3 separate regions of the Mus musculus genome follow, and regions 1 and 2 are each linked to region 3. Evidence: chromatin loops called from intact Hi-C (ENCODE). Cell type or tissue: left cerebral cortex. All regions are shown on one strand.

What was found. Peaks named below come from ENCODE experiments on the same cell type or tissue, not always from the same donor. Only the 100,000 strongest peaks of a DNase experiment are listed, where the experiment ranks them.
Region 1: a loop joins it to region 3, with 6 times the contacts of the local background. A loop is called at or near these places in 4 of 42 quality-filtered maps.
Region 2: it touches region 3 in a loop (12-fold over the local background); 3 of 42 quality-filtered maps call a loop at or near these places.

What each region holds. Positions count from the first base shown.
Region 1 is chr17:50,635,759-50,643,758 of GRCm38, reverse strand. It overlaps Plcl2 (phospholipase C-like 2), which reads right to left. Exons shown (of 6, transcript NM_013880.3): 4 at 3,568-3,643. Among named protein-coding and RNA genes, the nearest start is that of Plcl2, 130 kb to the right of the region's middle. In left cerebral cortex, a CTCF peak has its summit at 4,318 (motif pointing left); DNase peaks (open chromatin) are centred at 189, 735 and 2,408; H3K27ac peaks cover 2,160 bases.
Region 2 is chr17:50,645,384-50,653,383 of GRCm38, reverse strand. All of the region lies in intron 4 of Plcl2 (phospholipase C-like 2), which reads right to left. Among named protein-coding and RNA genes, the nearest start is that of Plcl2, 140 kb to the right of the region's middle. In left cerebral cortex, no CTCF peak of the experiment used is centred here; DNase peaks (open chromatin) are centred at 3,078, 4,264, 4,397, 7,930 and 2 more places; H3K27ac peaks cover 4,067 bases.
Region 3 is chr17:50,402,698-50,410,697 of GRCm38, reverse strand. No RefSeq gene overlaps it. Among named protein-coding and RNA genes, the nearest start is that of Gm31015, 17 kb to the left of the region's middle. In left cerebral cortex, no CTCF peak of the experiment used is centred here; DNase peaks (open chromatin) are centred at 1,948, 2,365, 3,255, 3,874 and 2 more places; H3K27ac peaks cover 2,979 bases.

The DNA.
Region 1 (8,000 bases), 230 kb before region 3:
CAGTGTTTATACATGTTTTAAAAATACTTTTTATGATGCTTCTTCCTCTGCAGGTTCCTGCTCAGTTCCTGTGCCCCTGACCATTTACTCGCCCGAGAAAGGGTGTGTTAATGTAGACACACTCATTCCTGAATAGCCCTGTGCTATTTATATTTTGGTTTTACTCACATGGTGTTCAGACACTGCCTCCCACACCACCTCGCATGGCCCAGTTTGCAGCTTCAGGTGGCACTGCTGAGCCCCGACTGAAGGGACACCCACGCCCAGCCCTGTCCCAAGTTCCCTTTGCCCTTTCCCCTGATGTTCCCACGAGGCAGGGCTTCCCTGTGCAATACTCTCTGCCTGTCTCTAAAAACCACATTGCTCTGCTGTCTCAGAAAAGGATCTGCCCTATTCCTCTGCCTAACTCTGCCTGTCTTTGTCTCTCTCTCTCTCTCTCTCTCTGTGTGTGTGTGTTGTGTGTATGTGTGTGTGTGTGTGTGTGTGTGTGTGTTGTGTGTGTGTGTTGTGTGTGTGTGTGTATGTGTCTCTGTGTGTGTGTGTGTGTGTTGTGTGTATGTGTGTGTGTGTGTGTGTGTTGTGTGTATGTGTGTGTGTGTGTGTGTGTGTGTTGTGTGTGTGTCTTTTAACATCTTACACTTCACTGAGTGCTACATATTCCTAGGAACAGAGTTTCCTTATTAAAAATTTCCTCACCTCCCACCCCCAAATTCTCTCTGCCACCAGCTTCTCCTGAAAGAACCAACTGCAGAAGCCTTGCCACCCATCAGTGCTGTTCCCATGGCCAGTTCTGACCTGCAAGGCTCTGTCTCCCTGGATGGAGGAGAGGCTACAGACTGCCAGCCCATCATGGTTGGAGGTCTTCACTAGAGAGAAAACCTTGCCTGCCCAACTCCCTCTCTACTTAACACCAAAGAAAACATTTCTCTCCCTGAAATCTGTTAAACCTCAGGGAGCCCCAGCCTAGACTCCCCGGGGTCACACTGGTCAGAATTCCTATTTTCACTGAGCCGTTTAAATGAAATGTTATCTAATGTGAGTATAAATTTGTGTTTAAAAAGCTAGAAATACTTGGCAGCTCTTTCTTATTTTGGTGACCTATACCTTCCTTTCCAAGACCGAAGTTCTGTAAACACTGTAAGAATCACTTCTAAAGCAAAATCTTATACAGACATCTTCTGAACTCAGTACAAATTACCAAGTCTTCATATGACTAATGATCGTATGCCCTTACAATAACTGTAAGCATGAGAAATGAAAGACCAGGGCTCTAAGTATTTCTACGTAGGTAGCAAGGGCAACCAAAAGATAATCTTGGCTCGACTAGTAATGTCCTTATGCCTAGGACACCTGGAGACTGACTGAGCAGCCACTCTCTATTCATCACCAGAGCAGTCCCTGGGGTAGGACACTCTGCTTAGTAGAGCAAGCATTTCGTTACTAAAATCAAGCTAAAAACCAAAAACCCATTATAGAAGACATCAATCAAATTTCATCAACCAGGGAATCTGCAAAACTGACATAATCAAATAACTGAATTAATAAACAGTTCCCGCTTAAAATTCAACAAAATTCAAAAATACTTATACATGTGCTTAACAGAATACTTAATAAAAGTCAAATCACATTTTTGCTAGTTAACATTCAAGTCACCACTCTGCACAGAAGGCTAGAACAGATGTCTTGGGTAAGATACAGAGTGTAACAATATACAATGTTGGTGTTGTAGGAAGCTATCCTGTTCAGAAGATGGAATGCATTAATAAAATGCACAATAATTGAAGTTCTATCAACTGGAAACAAACAAGTGAGTTGAAGAGCCCAAGAGAATGCTTTAGTAGGAACCCTGGAATCATGAAAGGTCTTCAGACACACTGGGTAACTGCAAAAGTACTACTAGCTGGCAGAGGAGCACAGAGAGTCTGACTAAAGGGAGAGCTTGTGAAACTCGATGGGGTTGACTATGCAGGGACAGGCCAGGAGAAGGACTACCTGTGTGCACCAGGCACCGCTGTGCCTTCCTCAAGCTTTCTCAAGCTCCTCCATATTGCAAGTTGCCCTATTCGATTCTGCCTTTTGAAATTCTCTACACACAGCTGTTTAGCCTTGAAAGGCTCAAAGCACCAATGGCTTTGCGTCGCTTCAACGAGGCATCTTGGCCATGAACATTTTCAGATAGTGTGCATGATTGGAAGACTCCAAAAGGATAAAACTAGGCTCACTTATTTTCTACATTTTGGTATGCAAGAGCTACTAAGAGCCTTATGCATGTAGAAGTTCAAAACATATTTATTAAGTGTAGGAGCAGATGGAGTATGACGGGTCTTCTGTAATGCTGGCAACATGGTAGGAGACTTGGGTGATGGCCTTGTTGCATAGTGTGGAGATCAGATTTGCATCCCGACACCCTGGTAATCTAATGTATGACTCCCTGTAGGATAATGTCATGCCAAAATGGCATTTGGGTGGATACTGTAGGGAGAACTAGCTTAGAAAGGGCTAAAAATAAAAACATCATTTTGCTAACAGTACTTTACTGAAGAGGAAGAAAAAAAAACCCAAGGCAAGGATTTGAGAGTTTGTTGATTAGTCACAAATATGAATATTCATTCAGTGAATACCAAAATGTTTCACATATGCCTTTATTTCCAATTTACTTTAATTCATTTATGGAAAAAGTGACTTTTTAAAAAGCACAGCAATTAAACTGGGTATAGTGGCGCACTTTAGTCTCAGCACTTGGGAGGCAGAGGCAGGCGGACCTCTGTGAGTTTGAGGCCAGCCTGCTCTACAAGTGAGTTACAGGACAGCCAGGGCTGTTACACAAGGAAACCCTGTCTCAAAAACAAAAACAAAAACAAAAATCAAATGAACCAAAAGCATAGCAATTGTAAAAATCTCTGTATTTTAAAGAGGTCTCAGAAGCAAATTCAGCCTTATTTAAAACTTGAAATATTCATGTTAGAACCAATCTGATACTTGGAGTGAAAAGTGGGAAGACTATATAGCTAAGTTTTGATGTTGCCCACCCCGCCTACCCACATCTGCACCCACACTAAGCAGTTGTAAAGGGGCTGGCTCCCTGAAAAAGCCCATTCCTTTGCTCCAGTCCCCCTCACAATAGAGTCACAAGTGAGTGGCAGGATGTCTGCGGGAACAGAACTGAGGAAGAGATTAATGCAGCTCTCGGCCACAACCTCATGCTAGAGATGCCTGGAGATCTTGCTTTTTTTGGAGACAAGGCCCCACTCTGTAGATCAGATTGGCCTTACATTCCCTATCCTACCCTGGAATTCCAAATGCTGGGATTACAAACGTAAGCCACCATGCTCAGATCACCTGCAGATTTTTAATAGTTACGAATCTCCTAGCCAGTGCTGCAGACCAGTGTTGATGTATCCAGGGAAATCCATTAACTGGAGTTGAGAACCGCTGGATTAGTGTTTTCTTTAGCCATGGACAAATAATTGTCTTATTTCTCCTCTTGACAGAGTATCAAAGGGAAGACATAATTTTGAGGAAAACAGGTGATGGTCTTAATTTTGTTTTAAAGGAACTTCCACTCACCTGCCTTCTGACAGTGCACGATCTTTTCATACACAGCGTCTGCATTTTCAATCAGTGCCTTGAGGGACTGCATCATCTGTAAAAGGAACATCCAGATGTGAGATCACTGAGAGTCAGACTTCTTCCTGCCACTACACACCAGACACATCTTAAAACAGGCAGACAGGATGTTCTGGCTCCCACGGCTCAGGTGTCTATGGAGGTAAAACCAATAAAACCGTACATCTTCCTATGTCTAAACAGTACTGACTACACATGCAGTCCAGGTGTAGTTAGGCTAGTAACCACTGAACTTGCCCAGGGACAATAATGGATAAAAAGTTATAAATAAGTGAGTGTGCTCAACCTGTTTAAGGACTCTTGGGTTTTTTGTTTGTTTGTTTGTTTGTTTATCTCTTTGGAGGGGGTATGGTCTTCTACTGTAGTCCAGCATTGCCTGGAACTCATTAGGTGGCCCAAATGGCCTTAAAATTGGACAAATTTCCACCTCAACCTTCTAAGTGCTGGGACTATAAGAGTGAGCACTATGTCTGGCTTTGACTTGAATTTTGTCACACACACCCCTTTTGGTGATCATTTTAACAAAATGTTCAAACTCATTACATAAACAACCCTAGCACTTCTGAAGCTTTAACCCACTTTAACCAAAAATATCTTCATATGAAAATTAGTAGGGCTGGAGAGATAGCTCAGTGGTTAAGTCCTGAGTCCAAGTAGCTCACAACCATCTCTAATGGGATCCAATGCCCTCTGCTGGTGTGTCTGAAGACAGTCACAGTGTACTCATATACATAAAATAAATAAATCTTAAAAAAAAAAGAAAATTAGTATAAAAATTCAAGAGCTAGGGAAGCGGCACACAGGTAAAGCACTCAGTAAGCATGCAGGAGAGCCTAGGTTTCAGTGGGCGGCAACAGCACAATGTGTGGAGAGGGAGGTGAAACCATGAGCGTCACGTGACACTGCCTCACAAACAATATTGAATACATCCCATCTGCTAAAAATGCCTCTAACAATGGTTTTGGTCAGCACCCACCCTAAGAACTAGGGGTTAGACAGATTTCCTGGTAGGGCAGACAGGGAGGGGGACATGACTGGGTAATAAAGACAGTAAAACCCCTGACCTGAGACAAAGCCCCGCAGCTTAAGACAAAGGCCTTGCATTTTTTTCTCTTGCCTGTAGAGCCCGAGCTGATAGAGCTGATCAAGTTCAAGGCCAGATCTGAGTAAGTTCTGAACCTTGACACAGTTCTGGGCCAATCAACCATCCCACCTTTCTAGAAACTAACCAACCTGACCTTGGGTTTAAAGAGACACACCCCGGAGACAGAGCATATTTTGGGTTCCTAAGTGTCCCCTCTGCTCACAGTAGAGTTTCTTTGTTTTCCTAAGTGTGCTTCCTCACCCCACTGTGAGCTTTCCTTCAGCTGACAGTTATGCCTGCCATGTTCAGCATTTCTTCCCCACTACCTAGCTAGTTCAGGATTTTTCTTGCCTTTTAATTTTCTTTAAAATTAGGTATTTTCTTCATTTACATTTCCAATGCTCTCCCAAAAGTTCCCCCATACCCTTCCCCCAAACTCCCCTCCCCGCCCCCACTCCCACTTCTTGGCCCTGGCATTCCCCTGTACTGAGGCATATAAAATTTGCAAGACCAATGGGCCTCTCTTTCCAATGATGGCCTACTAGGCTATCTTCTGATACATATGCAGCTAGAAACACGACCTGTGTGTGTGTGTGTGTGTGTGTGTGTGTGTGTGTGTGTGTGTGTAGGGGGGGTACTGGTTAGTTCATATTGTTGTTCCACCTATAGAGTTGCAGACCCCTTTAGCTCCTTGGGTACTTTCTCTAGCTCCTCCATTGGGGTCCCTGTGATCCATCCAATAGCTGACTGTGAGCATCCACTTATGTGTTTGCTAGGCCCCCGGCATAGCCTCACAAGAGACTGCTATATCTGGGTCCTTTCAGCAAAATCTTACTAGTGTATGCAATGGTGTCAGCGTTTGGAGGCTGATTATGGGATGGATCCCCGGGTATGACAGTCTCTAGATGGTCCATCCTTTCGTCTTAGCTCCAAACATTGTCTCTGTAACTCCTTCCATGGGTGTTTTGTTCCCAATTCTAAGAAGGGGTAAAGTGTCCACATTTTGGTCTTTGTTCTTCTTGAGTTTCATGTGTTTTGCAGGTTGTATCTTGTATCTTGGGTATTCTAAGTTTCTGGGCTAATGTCCACTTATCAGTGAGTACATATCATGTGAGTTCTTTTTTGATTGGGTTACCTCACTCAGGATGATGCCCTCCAGGTCCATCCATTTGCCTAGGAATTTCATAAATTCATTCTTTTTAATAGCTGAGTAGTACTCCACTGTGTAAATGTACCACATTTTATGTATCCATTCCTCTGTTGAGGGGCATCTGGGTTCTTTCCAGCTTCTGGCCATTATAAGTAAGGCTGCTATGAACATAGTGGAGCATGTGTCCTTCTTACCATTTGGAACATTTTCTGGATATATGCCCAGGAGAGGTATTGTGGGATCCTCCGGTAGTACTATGTCCAATTTTCTGAGGAACCACCAGACTGATTTCCTGATTGCAAGGTTGTAGAAGCTTGCAATGCCACCAACAATGGAGGAGTGTTCCCCTTTCTCCACATCCTCGCCAGCATCTGCTGTCACCTGAGTTTTTGATCTTAGCCATTCTGACTGGTGTGAGGTGGAATCTCAGGGTTGCTTTGATTTGCATTTCCCTGATGATTAAGGATGCTGAACATTTTTTCAGGTGCTTCTCAGCCATTCAGTATTCCTCAGGTGAGAATTCTTTGTTTAGCTCTGAGCCCCATTTTTTAATGGGGTTATTTGATTTTCTGGGGTCCACCTTCTTGAATTCTTTATATATGTTGGATATTAGTCCCCTATCTGACTGAGGATAGGTAAAGATCCTTTCCCAATCTGTTGGTGGTCTTTGTGTCTTATTGACGGTGTCTTTTGCCTTACAGAAGCGCTGCAATTTTATGAGGTCCCATTTGTCAATTCTCGATCTTACAGCACAAGCCATTGCTGTTCTATTCAGGAATATTTCCCCTGTGCCCATATCTTCGAGGGTTTCCCCCACTTTCTCCTCTATAAGTTTCAATGTCTCTGGTTTTATGTGGAGTTCCTTGATCCACTTAGATTTGACCTTAGTACAAGGAGATAGAAATGGATCAATTCACATTCTTCTACATGATAACCGCCAGTTGTGCCAGCACCATTTGTGGAAAATGCTGTCTTTTTTCCACTGGATGGTATTAGCTCCCTTGTCAAAGATCAAGTGACCATAGGTGTGTGGGTTCATTTCTGGGTCTTCAATTCTATTCCATTGGTCTACTTGTCTGTCGCTATACCAGTACCATGCAGTTTTTGTTTTTGTTTTTTATCACAATTGCTCTGTAGTACAGCTTTAGGTCAGGCATGGTGATTCCACCAGAGGTTCTTTTATCCTTGAGAAGAGTTTTTGCTATCCTAGGTTTTTTGTTATTCCAGATGAATTTACCTGGCAGAGAAAACTAACTTGACTAAGACGAACACATCAGTTCCTTTAAACTTTAACTTGATTTGTATTACTTATTAATAACTGCCAGCATCGTTATTCTATAGTAATTAAATATATGTAGGTTGAAAACCATATTCTTGTTATATTTATTTAAAATATATCCAACATGTCTATTAAGAGCACCAAAGTCTTAAAGCCCGTCAGATAGCACTGATCCATTTCCTGTGCTCCAAGACACACTTTACTGCTCACTCAGGGCCCAGAGCCACAGCCCAACAGACGAGCTTGCACTTTGGAATTTAACATCTTAACATTCGTTCCTCAAGCTCTGAGTAATTCATGTAAATTAAAATTTTCTATTTTACAGCTTAACATATTGAGCAGGCAGTGATAAAACAAATAGTTAAGAACCCTATTGTGCTGATATGAAGTGATTTGTGCCGTTACAAATCTGCATACTGAAAAGGTCCAAACCGTCATCAGTGACCTTTGCTCAGCTTTGATGTTCGCTCAATGAGTTATGGAGAAGCAAGCAGGTTTCGTAGCAAGGGTGGAGGTTGCCACAGCTCATTATCAAGGAACTGGTCAATGGGGGTCCAAAATAAAACAGGAACAAGGCAAATACAAGCAATGAAATGAACCCAGTTTCAAGGCACAAGAGCAGGAGGGATGGAGAAGAAAACCACAGCATCACCATAGGCCCACAACACATATGTAAACTCTTGAGGCAGAAAAGGTGTTTGCATTTGTGAGTTCTGGCCCTGTATATCCTTTTATGACGATGATATTAAATCTCCCTTATTATAAAAGGGGCTTATTAAAGACATCACACCTCATAATTCGAGGGCTAAAAAAGTGGATGCCATGGCTGAGTCTCCATGAACCCAGGAGGCCGGGCAGAG
Region 2 (8,000 bases), 240 kb before region 3:
GCCCAGGAGCCAGCAAATGGTCAATCTCACAGAGAACTGCCACAGTTGCTCTTTCAAAACATATTTTTACATTGTATGTATGTGTGTGTGTGTGTGTGTGTGTGTGTGTGTGTGTGTGTATGTGTGTGTGTGTGTGTGTATGTATGTATGTATGTATGTATGTATGTGTGTGTGTGTGCCTGTGTATGGGTAAGCTCAAGTGTCTGAAGAGGCCAAGGCACTGAATTTTCCTGGAGCTGGAGTTACAGGCAGTACCTGGGAAACAGACTCAGGTCCTCTGGGAGAACGGCACTAGCTCTTTAACCACTGAGCAACCCCTCCATCCTGATGGTTACTCTTTTTGTTTAAAAACAAAAAGCACCACCACCACCATCACAACAAAACAAATCAACAAACAACAACAAACAACAACAACTCAGACTTTTAAAGCCTTGGTTGCTCTGTGCCCCCCAACCCTGCAGTTGGATTCCTCTGGTTACACAGACTGCTCTCAGAGAAGAACAGTAGGTCATTTTACCTCTGGGATACTAACCAAGGAGAGAACCTGCTTAAATACTTTCATTGTGATGACACTGGGAACTAAGGAAACGACAAATGGAAAATCCCTGGTTAGGTGATGTCCAAAGGTTTAATTCAGTCTCAAATCACAGGCCACATGAGAAAGAACCATGTTAGTCCACTGGTCTATACTGGAGGCCATAGAGGCATTAACTTTAGGTTTGTAACTGCAGTTCTTAAACACACAGTTTAAAAACTTTTATGATCATATGAAAGTGTGTCAATTAGATGTTTATATAAAGAAACACTTTTGAAAGTGCTTTTCCTGTGTGTGTGAATACATGGACACATACGTGTGGGTTTGTGGACTGTACCTTACAAGTGCCTGTGCACCTGTGTGTAAAGGCGGGGTTGAAATTTTGTGCCCTTCTTCAGCCAGTCTGCACCTGACTTTGAGACACGGTCTCTGAGGGAAGTCGCAGATTGGCTACATGGCTGACGAGGGAACACTGAACGGCTCTGCCTCATTGCCAGCAGAGGGTTACAAAAGCCCACCACAGCCACCTTTTCAACGGGCTCTGGAGATCCGAATGCAGCTTACCCTGCTGCAGGGAGACGCTTTCCTGAGGATCACCTCAAGCCAGTCACTGATTCTCCACATGCCATTTCCTTAAAATCCAAACAGCTCAGGTTTCTGATGCAAATGGGCATCTGGCCACATAATTATCCAAAGAGTACTTCAAAATGCTTTATAATTTAAATATTTTAAGTGGATGTTTTTGAGTTTCAGATTTAATGATAAAAGTCAAGGTAACATTGGTAGACTGTCATGTTTTTCAAAATTAATAAATGGGAACACAATTTTCAAATGAGCTAATGAAACCAGCCTGAAACAAGAGCACAAGTATCCACAGCTGTACCAGAGCACACTGAAGAGAAACATCGAAGCTTACTACTGATTCATCTCAGCACAAATAACACTGGAAACCCGTCGTCATTCCTCAGTGTGAGGCCCAGCATATGCACATCTATGTACACATATGTTAACTATGGTTAACAAAAGCACAGAGAAGCAACTTGCTGTGTAAAGGAGATGGAACTAAGTCAGAAACAGAGTATTGTTTCCTCATCTCATTGAAATCAGAGCCATTTTCCATAAGTAAATATAACACAGGTGACCTTTTACACATCCTGGCTATGGTATCTTCTATAAATTCTAAATATAGGAGATTAAATACAGCACACAACTTCAACAGTCATGAGGTACATTGATCTTAAAACAATGTACTTAAAGATTAGTTTTATTTTACCTTTTAAACTAAAAAGTTATTTAGAACTTACCAAATTAAGTATAGTAGGTTTTTGCTTCCATGGGTTCTATATCTGTGGATTCAATTAGCTCCTGATTGAAAATGTTGTGGTTACACGAATAATTAGTTCTTAGCAGAAAATTTACTTTGCTGTCTATTCTTTAAAAAAAAAATTCTCCCATCAAACAAAATCACAAGAGTATCTCTATGTTTCAAAAGACGGAAAGTGAAATCAAAGAGTCCAATTTATAAATGGTCTCAAAACTTAACTAGATTGCATAACTTTAATTTATTTCCAATTCCCCAAATTCCGTATAGGGGGCTGTTTGTAACCTAGAATATAGAATCTACATGACAGGGATGTTTAGGACATAAGCAGAGGGAAAATCACCAACCACATTGAAAATGCTATGGCACAACGCACTGCCCTGAAATGAAATCCGGATTGGGTTCCTTAACGAATTTCCACACAGTACATTTAGATACACAGCCTTGATTAAGTCCTCTGCCCAGCCCTGGTGAGGTCTGGTGTGTATATGTGAGCACAAGGGTATTTCATCTTCATCCTGTGGAGGTGTGGAAATGCCTAGTTACTTCCCAAATGGTTCAGGGCTGTAGTCTCCTTTTCTTGGCCATCTTCCCAAAACAATCTTGGCATTAACAAAAGCCAAATTATTTTAAGATGGATTTTGAACTGTTAAATCCTATTCCACATGAGACAGAATAGATAAACCAGCTCTTTTAAATATAGCCCTGAAACCAGATGGATGGCAAGATCTGTGTGATGCCGAATCCACCGCAGTACAATTTGTGAATGAATTAGACGAGTCTCTCTCCCTCCGCCAGCATTTTCCATCTGGGCAAATCTAGGTGAGCGAAGTTGCATAACTTGATGTTTTTTGGAATTTAACCATCATGCACAGACATGTGACTCATTTGGGTAACAGAAGAACTAAGCTCAGCGAGATGCTCCTCCTGTCCCGCCCGTCACAGAGGGACGCGCAGCGGCCACCTTACCACAGTTACTGAGATAAGGCTTGCTTGCTCTTTTCCCTTCATTGGTGAGATGGTAGACTACTAGCACTAGCAAAAACCAAGGTCTGCTCTAAGCAATGAAAAATACATTTATTGACATAAATAACCACACCCTACAGAGAGTACCCCACCACGCCCCGTCTGCAGTTCTCTTCCATTTTATTTACTTCTAGATAGACAGTACGACACAACAAGTTAAAAAGCTTAAGCCTACAAATCAATGCACAGAAAGTGTCTTTCCTTTCTCCATCTATCAGTTTCCGTGCCCCACTCCAGCTGAGCTGTTACCTCAGGAGCCTTCCAGAGAAATATCACAGCCATAGGCTCTGTGCTTCTAGCCCCATCTTTTAAAACAAATACTGCAAATAATATATATTTTATAAAATTATTATGCACATATTTTTACATATATGCATATAGTATGTGAATACATACCTATATATGCACACACATACATATTGCATATAATATTCATTATACATATGTATAATATACTTTAGCAGGGACTTCTTGTTGAAAATTGAGATTGTTCTCAATACTGCAAAGAAAACTTTGCCAAGTATGTAATCCTATCTGCACAAAGCTCCTAAAAAAATTAAACTGCTGACTCAAAATACATGTAATTTACAGATCTGAAATTGTCTGTGTGGCTTTCCTATGTTTGAACTCAAGTTACGCATGCCAGCTCTGAGACAGTTAAAATTTCCCCTGATGTCCTTCCAAGCTCTCACAATGTGTGTGTAAAGGGTCCTGAGGTCTCTTGATTAGCCTGGATCTGATGCAGGGCAGTCAGCATCCCTTTGGCACACCTCATCTCTTCTGTAGGCCAGCACATTCACCTGGCCACATAGGCTTCTGCACTTCAAGTGTGTGTATTTATTCTGTATCTCCTGACACAGAAGCGCTGGAGGGTCAGTCCACAGTCTCAACCTACAGTCACCTTTATATTTATGGTTCCCAAATTTATTATCTCTAGCCTTGGCCTGTCTTCTCAACTCTACACTGGGAAGTCAGTCAGGAAGTTACATTTAACTTCACCCCAAACAGACTCTGATCTTTCCTCTCAATACTGCCCAGGTTTGCTACAATAGTGAATAGCAGCTCCATCTCTCGAGGCTGGAGCAAAGATCTCGACTCATTCCCATTCCCCCCTTTTTATCCTACTACCTGTAAGTAATTTACTAGTAAATACTATCAGCCTAGCCTTCAGATTGCAAGTTTGGGCCACACAGAAAACTGTTCAATGTGTCTAATAACCACATTTGCTAACCTAAGAGCTCAGTAGACAGCCTGTGCCTGTATCCCAGCCTCATCTGTAGGCGATGGCAGTGCATGTGACGGCAGAGGGTTTTACTGTTTTGTATAAGCTCTTCCAGACACCGTTCTTGGTGTCTGGAGTGTGTGGAATAAACAGATGCCCAAGCCTGAGGACTTTAGGCAAAAGAAAACAGACCCTGTTTATGGATATGAGCAATTACAAGGTATGTGAGAAGGTAATAGCTGTTAAAGGGAAGAGAGCAGAGCAGGGCCAGGTGTCAGTGGGAGGGTGCTGCTAAGCTCTCAGAGTTGCCCTGGCTTCCTTCTGCTGCTGGGATAAAATATGCTGACACAGCACCACAGCACCATAGGGAAGAAAGGACTCATGCAGCTCACAGTTCCAGGCTACAGGCCATCACCACAAGGAAGTCCCAGTGGCCGAAGCCCGAAGCAGCCACTACCATCACATCTCCAGTTGCAAGCAGAGAAATGAATGCATGTGTGCCTAGCACTACTCACCTAGCTTTCTTTCTTTACTGTTACACAATTCAGGATTCAGACCCAGGGAATGGTGCCATCCATAACAGGTGATCTCATATAAATTAATGTGGAATAAAGACAATTCCTAAGAAACATCCACAGGCCACTCTGAGGTGTAGTCTCTCCCTGAGGCTCATTCCCCAAAGGGTTTTGGATTGTGTCATGTTGACAAAACCAACCATAAAAAGGGTGACCTTATCAGTCTGAATCATAGACTTGATCATGTCCTGGATTTCCTGCATTTTCCAGCCCTTTCTTCATAAGAGGATTCTCCCATTCAAGCAGCTCCTTGATTTGGATGACAGCCTGTTCTACACAGGTCTGACCTTCATCCCAATCCAAGAGCTCTTTCCACTTGACCCTTGTACTGTGAACTGAAAGAAAATTAAAATTCAAGGTCCATGACTCATGTGGCTTGCTAGTTAGGAAGGCTTTTTGGGCCTAGAACAAAGAACAAAGGCTGTAAAGTCATCCCAGGAACCAACTAGCCATAAAGTTAGGGAAGACATACAAGAATGTCCGGACTGGCCCGGCGCCTGCCTATCTCCTGCCCTTCTGACATGGGTTAAATGTTAACTAGATGCTCTGCTGTTACCTCGATCTGCACATACAGTTTGCTGATGTTTAAACTGTCCAATTGTGTGAAGCCACGCCAATTCTTCCCCTACCCCCACCCTTTTCCTATATAAACCCCTAGCTTTTGAGCCTCGTGGTCGACACCTCTGTCTCCTGTGTGAGATACATGCCGGCCTGGAGCTCCGTCATTAAACTACCTCGTGTGTTTGCATCAAGATGGTCTCTCGTGATTCTTTGGGTGTGCGCTATCTCGTGACTCGGGTGGGGTTATCCCCACGGAGGTCTTTCAGAACAACATGTGCAGCACACATGAAATAGTATTTCACACCTAATGCCTGTTTAAGCTGACACCTCAGGTTGGGAACAGAACACCAGGAAAGTTAGAAACACTAAGGATGGGTTTCTAACTATTTAATGATCTCCACTGCCTGTATATTCCCTCCAGTGTTCAAGACACTGGCAGGAACTGAAATGGGCTTTATAACTGCAAGTGTGGGACACAATGGGGTGCACTAGTGAGCTCTGATGACGGATGGAGCGCTAGCGAAGCATGATTGTGTAATTCCTGAATTAGACACTGGGGTGTTGTCCTAAGACCAACCCACATGCTTTAGCCTTGAATTAAAGTTCCATCATTGGACCCAACCTGAGTTTTTAAATATTTCTTCTGTGTCCTAACCAAATATTTCTTTTTAGTCAGAATAACATGCTCACATATATTGGTAGCACACCTTTATGATAAACCCTGAAAGGGTCCTATTCCTTTAGTATTTACAACTCCTTATATATCTTATATAATTCTATATTATACATTTTATAAATATAAGATATTTTATATTATTATATTTATTATGTTCTAAGAATTTCATATTAAAGATTGGCACTGGAGAGCTAGAAAACATGTAGAGGTCACCTATGCTAATTTATCTTAGATCTAATGATAACCTATGTGTGAATTTTAAAAATGTTCTAGTATTTGTCTGAGAAAAGTGATTTGTCTGTGGACTTAATTATGGTTCTTAGCTGCAGCAGGTAGTTATAACATACATAGCAACCATAGTTCTTTATCTGAACAGCAGGGCTAAAAGTCGAGGAGGACTATAGCTGACCCTACCTTCAATCCCTATGGAAACCATCAAATTGCTATTTAGATGAAAAGAATGTTCTCAGAGACTATGATTACCAAGGAAAAGCAGAGGAAGACACAGCCAAAGAGTACAACTTTGGAATGTGACCACAAAGCATGTACATCAGAAAGGGAAAGCCCCCTGCAACTTCCCTCCCCTTTTATTTGTGGAACAGGAAAAATGTCACCAATGAAAGGTATATACAAAAAAGGATTCAATGTCTTGGAAGGATAATCTGCTTATTACTCAGTCACCCAGCCAGTCCATGCTGCTTTTAAGCTGTCACTCTGTCCCTGGGGAGTGCACAGGGGACAGACATCCGGCCAAGAATGTACCAGAAGGTCTGCTCTACTTCTCCCAGAAAGAGAAGTTCTCAACCTGTAGTATGCTGATAATACTTAGATTGCTGAGCAGTATATGAAATATTTCAAGAGGGACCCTACCTCCAGGAGGTTCTGACTACCCTCTGAAACACCACCAGTGCAAAAGGTGATGTCAGGGATTGAGTAAAGAGGATGTGCCAGGAGATAGACTTCTAGACCAGCTGCTTGCGGACTCTGAGCTGTGAATGAGGTGTCACCTTTGCGATCCTTTCCCTTATACTTCCTTATGAAGGAAGAGAGAGAGAGAGAGAGAGAGAGAGAGAGAGAGAGAGAGAGAGAGAGGGAGGGAGAGAGAGAGGGAGAGAGAGAGAGAGGGAGAGAGAGAGAGAGAGAGAGGCAGGCAGTAGGAACAGTGCAACGATGCTGCTGGCCTTGCTACCTCTTGAGCCCCCAAAGCTTTCGCTGATGATTGCTAGTCATTTGGCACACGTCTTGGAGAGGGTCTGTTGAATGTATAAGAGAAAGGCTACCTGGAGACCATTGATGGTTATTTACTGAATTTCAGGGATGAAGATACACATTAAGTTTTCCATAGGGGTCTGGGTGGTGTTTGACACAGCCTCCCAAGGCCTTGTCTTCAAAAGGGTGTAGCTGTATATCACCTTCAAAGTTAGGTATAGAGTTAAGAAACCATTCTCCTTCTCTCAAAATTCATGCAGATAGTCTGTAATTTACACATCCTGGAGCATTATCGGAAATGATTCTCCAGCCTGCTAATGTTTTTAAGCTGCTGACCGCAAGTTATCCTAAAAGACCGCTCATGCAATTGATCTTAGGTCATTGCACCTAAGCTGCTGTCAGGGAATGGTATGTTAACCAAGAAGTAAGCAAGGCAGAGAAGGGCTAAGAGACTAAACTCACAGACCAAGACACTCAACAGAGGACAGGCTTCACTTCTGTAAGACAGAGCTGAGAGACACCCAGACATCAGGAGGCAAGTCATAGGCCTCTGTCTTTCCTTCTGCAAATCTTTCTAGAGTGAACACTAGTAAACTGTTGTCAGCAGGAGCCTTCCTGGTGACTTGCAGTTTTCTGTACTAGACTAAACAAAGATGTGAGAGAGCCATGTGATGATGGTGACAAGTTCTTCATCTGGTGACTGCAGCTCCCAGGGATACAGTAGGCTCTGGGGAGCCTGTCCACAAATAAAGACAGAGGCTTCAGACTTGAACCCAGAGCAGGCAGGTCTGTCTGACACTCTGTTTATCCTCCCCACACAGAGGAGTGCTGGGTCTTTATCTGCTTTAGGTAAGACAAATCCACTCAGCTTGGTC
Region 3 (8,000 bases):
TAGCTTCAGGATCACTATTCCATGTGTCTACCTCCTTCTTTAGCAAGTACACATGCACTCAATAGACACTGGAATCAGTTACATGCCTGGCCTGAGGCACCCCATCCTCAGACTCTTTCTGAATGCAGCACTATGGCAGCCACTCCTAATTCATGGTAATAGAAAAGCCCTTGAAGGAGAGAGTGACAATTCAGTCTCCCTTCTGGATCTGTAGTCTATGAGTAATTCGGAGGCAGTCAGTCCAAGATGCTGGAGGGAACACTGCACGTGGAGCGGTACCCAGTGTGCAAGTCTGTTGCAGCCACTCTCTAACCCAGTATTATGCACATTACACACACACACACACACACACACACACACACACACACTGCACATACTATACACACTGTACATACATACACACTACACACACTGTATATACTACACACACATACACACAAACTACACACACACACACCACACATATACAAACATACCACATAAACCCACACAACACACATATCCATACTACAAACACACACACACACACACACACACACACACACACACACACACGCTCCCCCTTCCATACTCTCTTGCGATAAGTACTTCCCTCATCTTTAAGCTTCTTTCGTGAAATGAGGAAGCTGGCCAAAGTGTGGTCTGAAGTCCTTACATGTTGTAGCACTGATGTGATTCTAAATTCCACATTCCCTACACTAGCGTGGCTAATCTTAATTTCAATCTGTCTGGCTTGAGAAATGCCCGGCGAGTTAGTAATGAACAAGTAAGTCGGCCTTTGAGGGTATTTCCAGGAACGATGAGATACATCTGAGGGACTCTGACCTACTCAGCGGCTTGGCCCCTTGAGAGAACTTGGTAACTGTCTTTGGACACTGTGTCTTGCCTTAGCCTCTCCTGGATCCCTTTTTTCCTCCTTCCTGGTGACCATTGATTGAACTTCTAGTCATTGCCTCTCACTGTGGACAGACGTCTCTGAAACTATAAGCACCTAAACAAATTACTCTCTTTATTTCTGTCTGGTATTTGGTCACAGCAAAGAGAAACTGGATGTGGTGGTGCCTGCCTTTGATCCCAGCACTTGAGAGGAGGCAGAAGCAGGTAGATCTCTGTGAGTTCAAGGACAGTCTGGTTTACATAGAGAGTCCCACTTGTGTGCCAGGGCTACACAACTGAGAAAATACGATAACGCCATATCTCTAAGGCTTCCTACATAGCCAGCATGGCGATTGCTAGCATTTGGCTGGGCTTGATGTTCATATATCTGGTGGTGTTGAGGCAGAGACTTACTTGTCTGAGGATGTGTGGTTAAGCACACAGAGGGGAACCCCAATCCAAAGCTTACTACAGTGAAAGCTGTCTGTGTTCTGCTCACACCCCTGTTTGGTTCAGATACAGCTGAGTGTGTGTGTGCTGAAATTTGGTCCCCACTGTGGCAGAGGTGAGATGGGAGCTGGTGAGGTAGCTCTCTTACCCGCAGAAGGCCCTCATCTCATGGACATAGTCTTGCTAGAATGAATTCTTCTAGTGTAAGGCCAGTCCATGTGCTTGGCCGTCTCTTTAGGCCGTGATTTCCTTTTCTGTTTCTCTCTCACATTGTTATGTAGCAGTGGGGGTCGGGGTGAGAGGAACAACTTGTCACAGGCCAAACAGACTGGACCACCTGATCTTGGGATTCAGCCTCTAAGAGTGAACTAGACAAACCTCTTTACTGAGCACCCCGTGTTGGGTATCATTATAGTGATACAAAGCAGACTAACATACTACTCAGCATCCTCTGGCCTCAGTAAGCATCAGCCGTTCTCCCCTGGAGGGCTTTCTCTTGTCCTGGAAGATCCAAAACTAGAAGGAAGCCAGTGTCCCTGGCAGCGGCTCCCATCTGGTGACAGATGGGCATGAGCGTTGGAGGAGACAAGCTAGCTCCCTCACTCTTGCTTGGGGTGACTCGGAGGTGTGAGTTTCCCATTCCTGTCTTGTTTCTTCTCTTCCCCCATTGTCACTTCCAGAGACACCCCCACCACTGCCCACATCACTACAGGATTTCGTGTCCTCACATTCTCGCCTTGGGATTATTTCCCTGGATCTTAAACCACCACAGCACGGCTCCGGGCCGTGCTGTCATGAAATTGGACACTTACAAGTATGGTAGAAAACACTAAATGAAATTTTGTTTTAAGGTCCTTCTGATTTTTCTTCTACTTTGTTGTGTATAAGCCTGGTATCTTGTAGTCTATACTTAAGAGGCAAGAGTTAGGGGCTCTGGGGGTGTGCAGAGCTGTGGTGGCTTCAAAGAGACCTATGGACTCTCAGGCCACCTCTGTACACTGCCCGTTAGTGATGGATTGCTAAAGACTGTCTGTTAATACAAAGCTCTGAGATTCCGGCCCCAGGATTTCAGATCTTACAGTCCAGATAATCCAGGCACTCGTTGAGTGGAGTGTGTTACTTTGTAGTAGATAACTAACTGAGTGACAGACAGCAAGTGTATATGTGTGTGTGTGTGTGTGGTGGTGGGGTTACTAAAGGGTCTGCAGCTGGCCGGAAAATGTCCTTAACAGGGAAACTTTTATAAACCTGATTTAGTTTTAAAAATGTCTTTCTCTCTGTCTCTCTATCCCCATCTCTCTCTGTCTCTGTCTGTCTGACTCTGTCTCTCTGTCTCCTTTCCTCCCTTCTTCTCTCCCTCCTTCTCTTCATCCCTCCTCCCTCCCTCTTTCTTCTTTTCTTTTGTGTGTGGACTTAGGCAATTTTTTTAATCACTCTCCACCATTTTTTTTTCTAAAACTAGGGTCTCTCAATCAACCTGAAGTTCATTAGTTCAGCAAGACTGGCTGGCCAACAGGTTTCAGATGTCAGCCAGTCTCTGCCCCTCGCCGTTACTTCAGCAGCGCATGAGTGAGTGCTGGCACTCTGACCCCAGTCCTTGAAGGCTTGTACAATGGACACTCGGCCATCCCCCCAACTCAAATCACTTCTGTTTATAATCACTGTGTTTTAGCAGCAGGGACATTACAAAAGGCTACTTCCTCCAGCCTGTATTGGTGGTAGGAACCATGCTTTGTCATTCATTTGAGAAATCTGCACAAAGGGAAAGGTCCCTCAAGCTCTTAAGACAACGCAAAGGAAGACAGCATTTTGCTCTCCTCCACCGATGTCCTCTGTGACTGTTGCCTGCCGTCAGGCCTGGCTTCCATGTTAATTTTTTCCATCTGCTTTGGCTGCAGGTAATTTGGAGACACTGACGTCATCGGACCATCTGTTCTGTAAAGCCACAGCAATGCTTTTCTCCTGAGCTGTTTATGCCTTGACAGCTACTTTGGGCTATTTTAATGTACTCCGGGCAGGGACCACATTGTGTTTCAACTAGCTCTTTAGCCTTACATCAGAGTCAGAACGGAAGTTAATTCTTTTTGAAATCATTTAAAAAATTAAGTTATAAATAGAAGTGCTAACACTCATGGTTAATCCCCAAACAAGAAAAAGCAGTGGAATGCACATATGTTTGAGTATCAGTGGCCACAGGAACATACAATGTGGGTTTTTTCTCTCTTCCAGATGACATCTGACAGACTCAGTTTCCCCATTTGATCACTCTGGCTGCTCCTGGCACAAGGAAGGTGCTGAGTAAATTAGGTAACATTGGAGTGATCAGGTTTTCCTTTTCCTAAGGTTTTCCTTTTCCTGAGGAGACCTTACAGCCTGTGGTGCCTGTTCTTGGTCGTCAGCTTAACACTGGAAAAGAACTAAGCCACGAATGGCTGGACAGACCTGTGAGGGAGTGTTTCCTTAATTAAGTCATCCGAAGTGGGAGGACCCACGTCTCTTTAATCCAGATCTTTGAGTTCGGAAGATCTATCGTTAATCTGGGCCATATCTTCTGCTGGAAGCCTATGTAAGGACGTGAAAAGAGGAAACTTTTGTGCCTAACCTGCTGGCCAGCGCATTCCTTAATGGCATTAGAGCTGACTTCAGGATTCCAGTGTATGCTGAAGACCAGCTGATATATGCAGTTCCATGGACTGAGCAACAACTGGATTCTTGGACCTACTGTTGGTAGACAGCTATGTGGATGAGATGGACCACAGCCTGTAAGCCAGTCTACTAAATCCCCCTTCTGTGTAGGCATAGACTCATTCTGTAAGTTATATTCCTCTAGAGAACACTGTCTAATATGTATATATGTATACTTTCCAGTCTGTCACCTTCCTGGACTCCAAAACAATAGGGAGATATGTTTACTTCTTCCTTAAGAGAGATTCCAGGGGACTGCACAGAGATGGAGTTTTCACCCCTTAAAATCCCATGGATATAGCACCCATCACATTTTCTAGATGGCTAGAGATATCTCCAGAATGGAGCAGATATTTGTTGTGTGATAAAGTTTTGGTTTTTTTTCTTGGAAGATGCAACACAAATGTCTATTTACCCTACGTAGGAAACCCACAATAGACACCACCAAAGTCCAACTTGGCGAAACAATGAGTCTTATTGGGGTTACTTACAGGTATATAGGTAAAGGATTACTTAGAGGAATAGAAATGACCCAAAGACAGCTGCACCACCAAGGCCCACCCCAGCACGGGTGACAGTTCACAGAGCTGGGAACCTGGAGCACATGCACAGCCTACAGGGAGCTCAACAGCTTGGAGAGTGACCTTTCCAGGTGGCTCTGGTCTAACCTTCTTCCAGCTAGCTCAGCTGGTTTCTGCTTCTTCCAGGCAGCTGGTCTGGTCTTGAGTCTTATTTGCAGGTCCCCTTAGTTGGTCTGAGAGGGAATCTCAGCGTCTAGTGCTCACTCTGGGCAGGGAGGAGCCTGGTGAATCCTGTCAGTTTCAGGGATTTCCTATATCTATTTTGAGTTGTTAACTTTCCTGTTTAAGAAGTCTCCTGTAGGATAGAATGTTCCGATAGTAGAGGAAGCTGCTGTGTAACAATTCTTCTGAATTCCAACACATGACACTGATAGAATATATTAAACCAAGAGCCCACAGTGTTTGCTTTCTGAAACAGTTCTTAAGACAGAACAAGTACAGTGGACCTGAGTGACTATCGGGTCGCTGCTTCGGTTAAGTGCTGTGTGCTAAAGCCCCACCTCCCTCCCTCTGCCTAGATGCTACTCTCAGTTTCCATATTATAAAGAACAGAGGACTTGATTGGCTTGAGCTTGCACTGGGCTTGTTCAAGCTGCCATAACCACTGTGGATGCTTAAGTCCAGCTGCCCTTTTGTGTCCCGAGGATACAGCTTCTTGCATTCATTTGCTGCCTCTGGCTCTTAGAATCTTTCTATCCATCTTCCATAATAATCTCTAAGCCTTAGGAAGAAGAGTAGAGTACAGCTATCCCAGCTAAGCCTGCAGGTGCTGAAGGCTCTAATTCACTACACATTGGTTAGTTGTGGACATTGGAGAGGGAGAGTAAGCTTTCTTTAAGAGCATTAACCATTGTGATGGTTTGTGTATGATTGGCCCAGGGTTTGGTATCCTTAAGAGGTGTGGCCTTGTTGGAGTAGGTGAGGCCTTCTTGAAGTAGGTGTGTCACTGTGGGTATGGGCTTTAAGACCCTGTTCTAGATGCCTAGACACCAGTCTTCTCATTTACCCTCAAAACAAGATGAAGAACGCTCAGCTCCTCCTCCACCATGCCTGTCTGGACACTGCCATGCTCCCACCTTGATGATAATGGATTGAACCTCTGAACCTGTAAGGCAGCCCTAATTAGTGTTGTCTTTATAAAAGTTGCCTTAGTCATGGTGTCTGCTCACAGCAGTAAAACCCTAACCAAGACAACCACTGATAGGTCAACTAAACTCCAGTGGAAGGCCATACATCCATGAATATATGGGCGCCACAAATAGAACCTGATGAGAGAGAGAGAGAGAGGAAGAAAGAGAGAGAGAGAGAGAGAGAGAGAGAGAGAGAGAGAGAGAGAGAGAGACTGGGTAGGTGGAGTTGGAAGTTGAGAGGGAAGGAGGATGGAGCTGGGAAGATCTAAGAGAACGAAACTCATTGTTGGATATTCTCAAAGAATATCCTGAAAGCACCCCACACATTTAAAAAGTTAACATTTACAAGGAAAACCTCTTCCTCCACGCATAGTCTTCTGAGACAAACCTTCACCTTAGCCCTGAGTTTGGCCTCTGTGATGAGGTTCAGACCCCTTCCTTCCGTTTTACTTCATTTTCTCCAGTGTTAATTTAGATCAAGCTACACTCATGCTGAACTCTTGGAGGCCACTGGTCTTTCTTATCTATGCTTGATCTTCTAATTTGTTGTGTATATGTTATAACATATATTTGGTGATAATTTTACAATGTCTGAGACCTTTGGTGGCGCAGCACTGTTTTCAGAGTGAAGCTTCCAATCTTTAATATTCTATGCAGAGCATGGCACAGTTGTCCCCTGCCTGTCTACTTAGATCATCATGTGTCACATGCCTTTCTTGTCAGTGCTCAGACATCAGAGTTTTTTAAAAGTCCTTCTAACCAGCTCCCTCCTTTCTGCTATTTCGTATGATGTTTCTTCCTTCTGGTTGCTTTTCCTTGGTTCATGCCTACCCATTTCTCACATATCTACTATGTTTTAAGTTTCTTCTTAACCTACCATTTCTTGTTGTCATTTGCTTTTTTTCCTTTTAAATTAGATATTTTCTTTATTTACATTTCCAATGTTATCTCTGTTCCTCATTTTCCCTCTGAAAACTACCCTATCCCATCCCCCCTCCCCTCCTCATTAACCCACCAACTCCCTCTTCCCTGCCCTGGCATTCTCCTACACTAGGGAATCAAGCCTTCACAGGACCAAGGACCTCACCTCTCTCATTAGTGTCCCACAAGGCCATCCTCTGCTACATATGTGGCTGGAGCCATGGGTCCCTTCATGTGTATTCTTTGGTTGGTGGTTTAGTCCCTGGGAGCTCTGGAAGTACTGGTTAGTTCAAATTGTCATTCCTCCTATTGGGCTGCAAACCCCTTCAGCTCCTTGGGTCCTTTCTCTAGCTCCTCCATTGGAGACCCTGTGCTCAGGCCAATGGATGGTTGTGAGCAACCACTTCTGTATTTGTCAGGCACTGGCACAGCCTCTCAGGAGACAACTGTATCAGGCTCCGGTCAGCAAACACTTGTTGGCATTCACAATAGTGTCTGCATTTAGTAACTGTATATGGAATGAATCCCCAGGTGGGACAATCTTTGGATGGCCTTTCTTTTAGTTTCTGCTCCACATGTTATCTCTGTATCTCCTCCCATGGGTATTTTGATCCCCCTTCTAAGAAGGACTGAAGTATCCAGTGGAAAAAAGACAGCAGTTTCAACAAATGGTGCTGGTTCAACTGGCACACAGCATGTAGAAGAGTGCAATCCATCCATTCTTATCTCTTTGTCCAAAGCTCAAGTCCAAGTGGATCAAGGAACTCCACATAAAACCAGAGACACTGAAACTAATAGAAAAGAAAGTGGGGAAGAGTCTTGAGCACATGGGCACAGGGGAAAAACTCCTGAACAGAACACCAATGGCTTATGTGCTAAGATCAACAATCAATGAATGGGACCTCATAAAATTGCAAAGCTTCTATAAGGCAAAGGACACTGTCAATAGGACAAAACGGCAACCAAAAGATTGGGAAACGATCTTTACCAATCCTAAATCCAATAGGGGGCTAATATCCAATATATATAAAGAACTCAAGAAAACCAAATAACCCTATTTAAAATGGACTACAGAGCTAAACAAAGAATTCTCAACTGAGGAATACCGAAGGGCTGAGAAGCACCTAAAGAAATGTTCAATATCCTTACACATCAGGGAAATGCAAATCAAAGAACCCCGAGATTCCACCTCACACCAGTCAGAATGGCTAAGATCAAAAACTCAGTGACAGCAGATGCTGGTGAGGATATGGAGAAAGAGAAACACTCCTCCATTGTTGGTGGGATTGCAAGCTGGTACAACCACTATCAAAATCAGTTTGGTGGTTCCTCAGAAAATTGGACATATTACTACCTG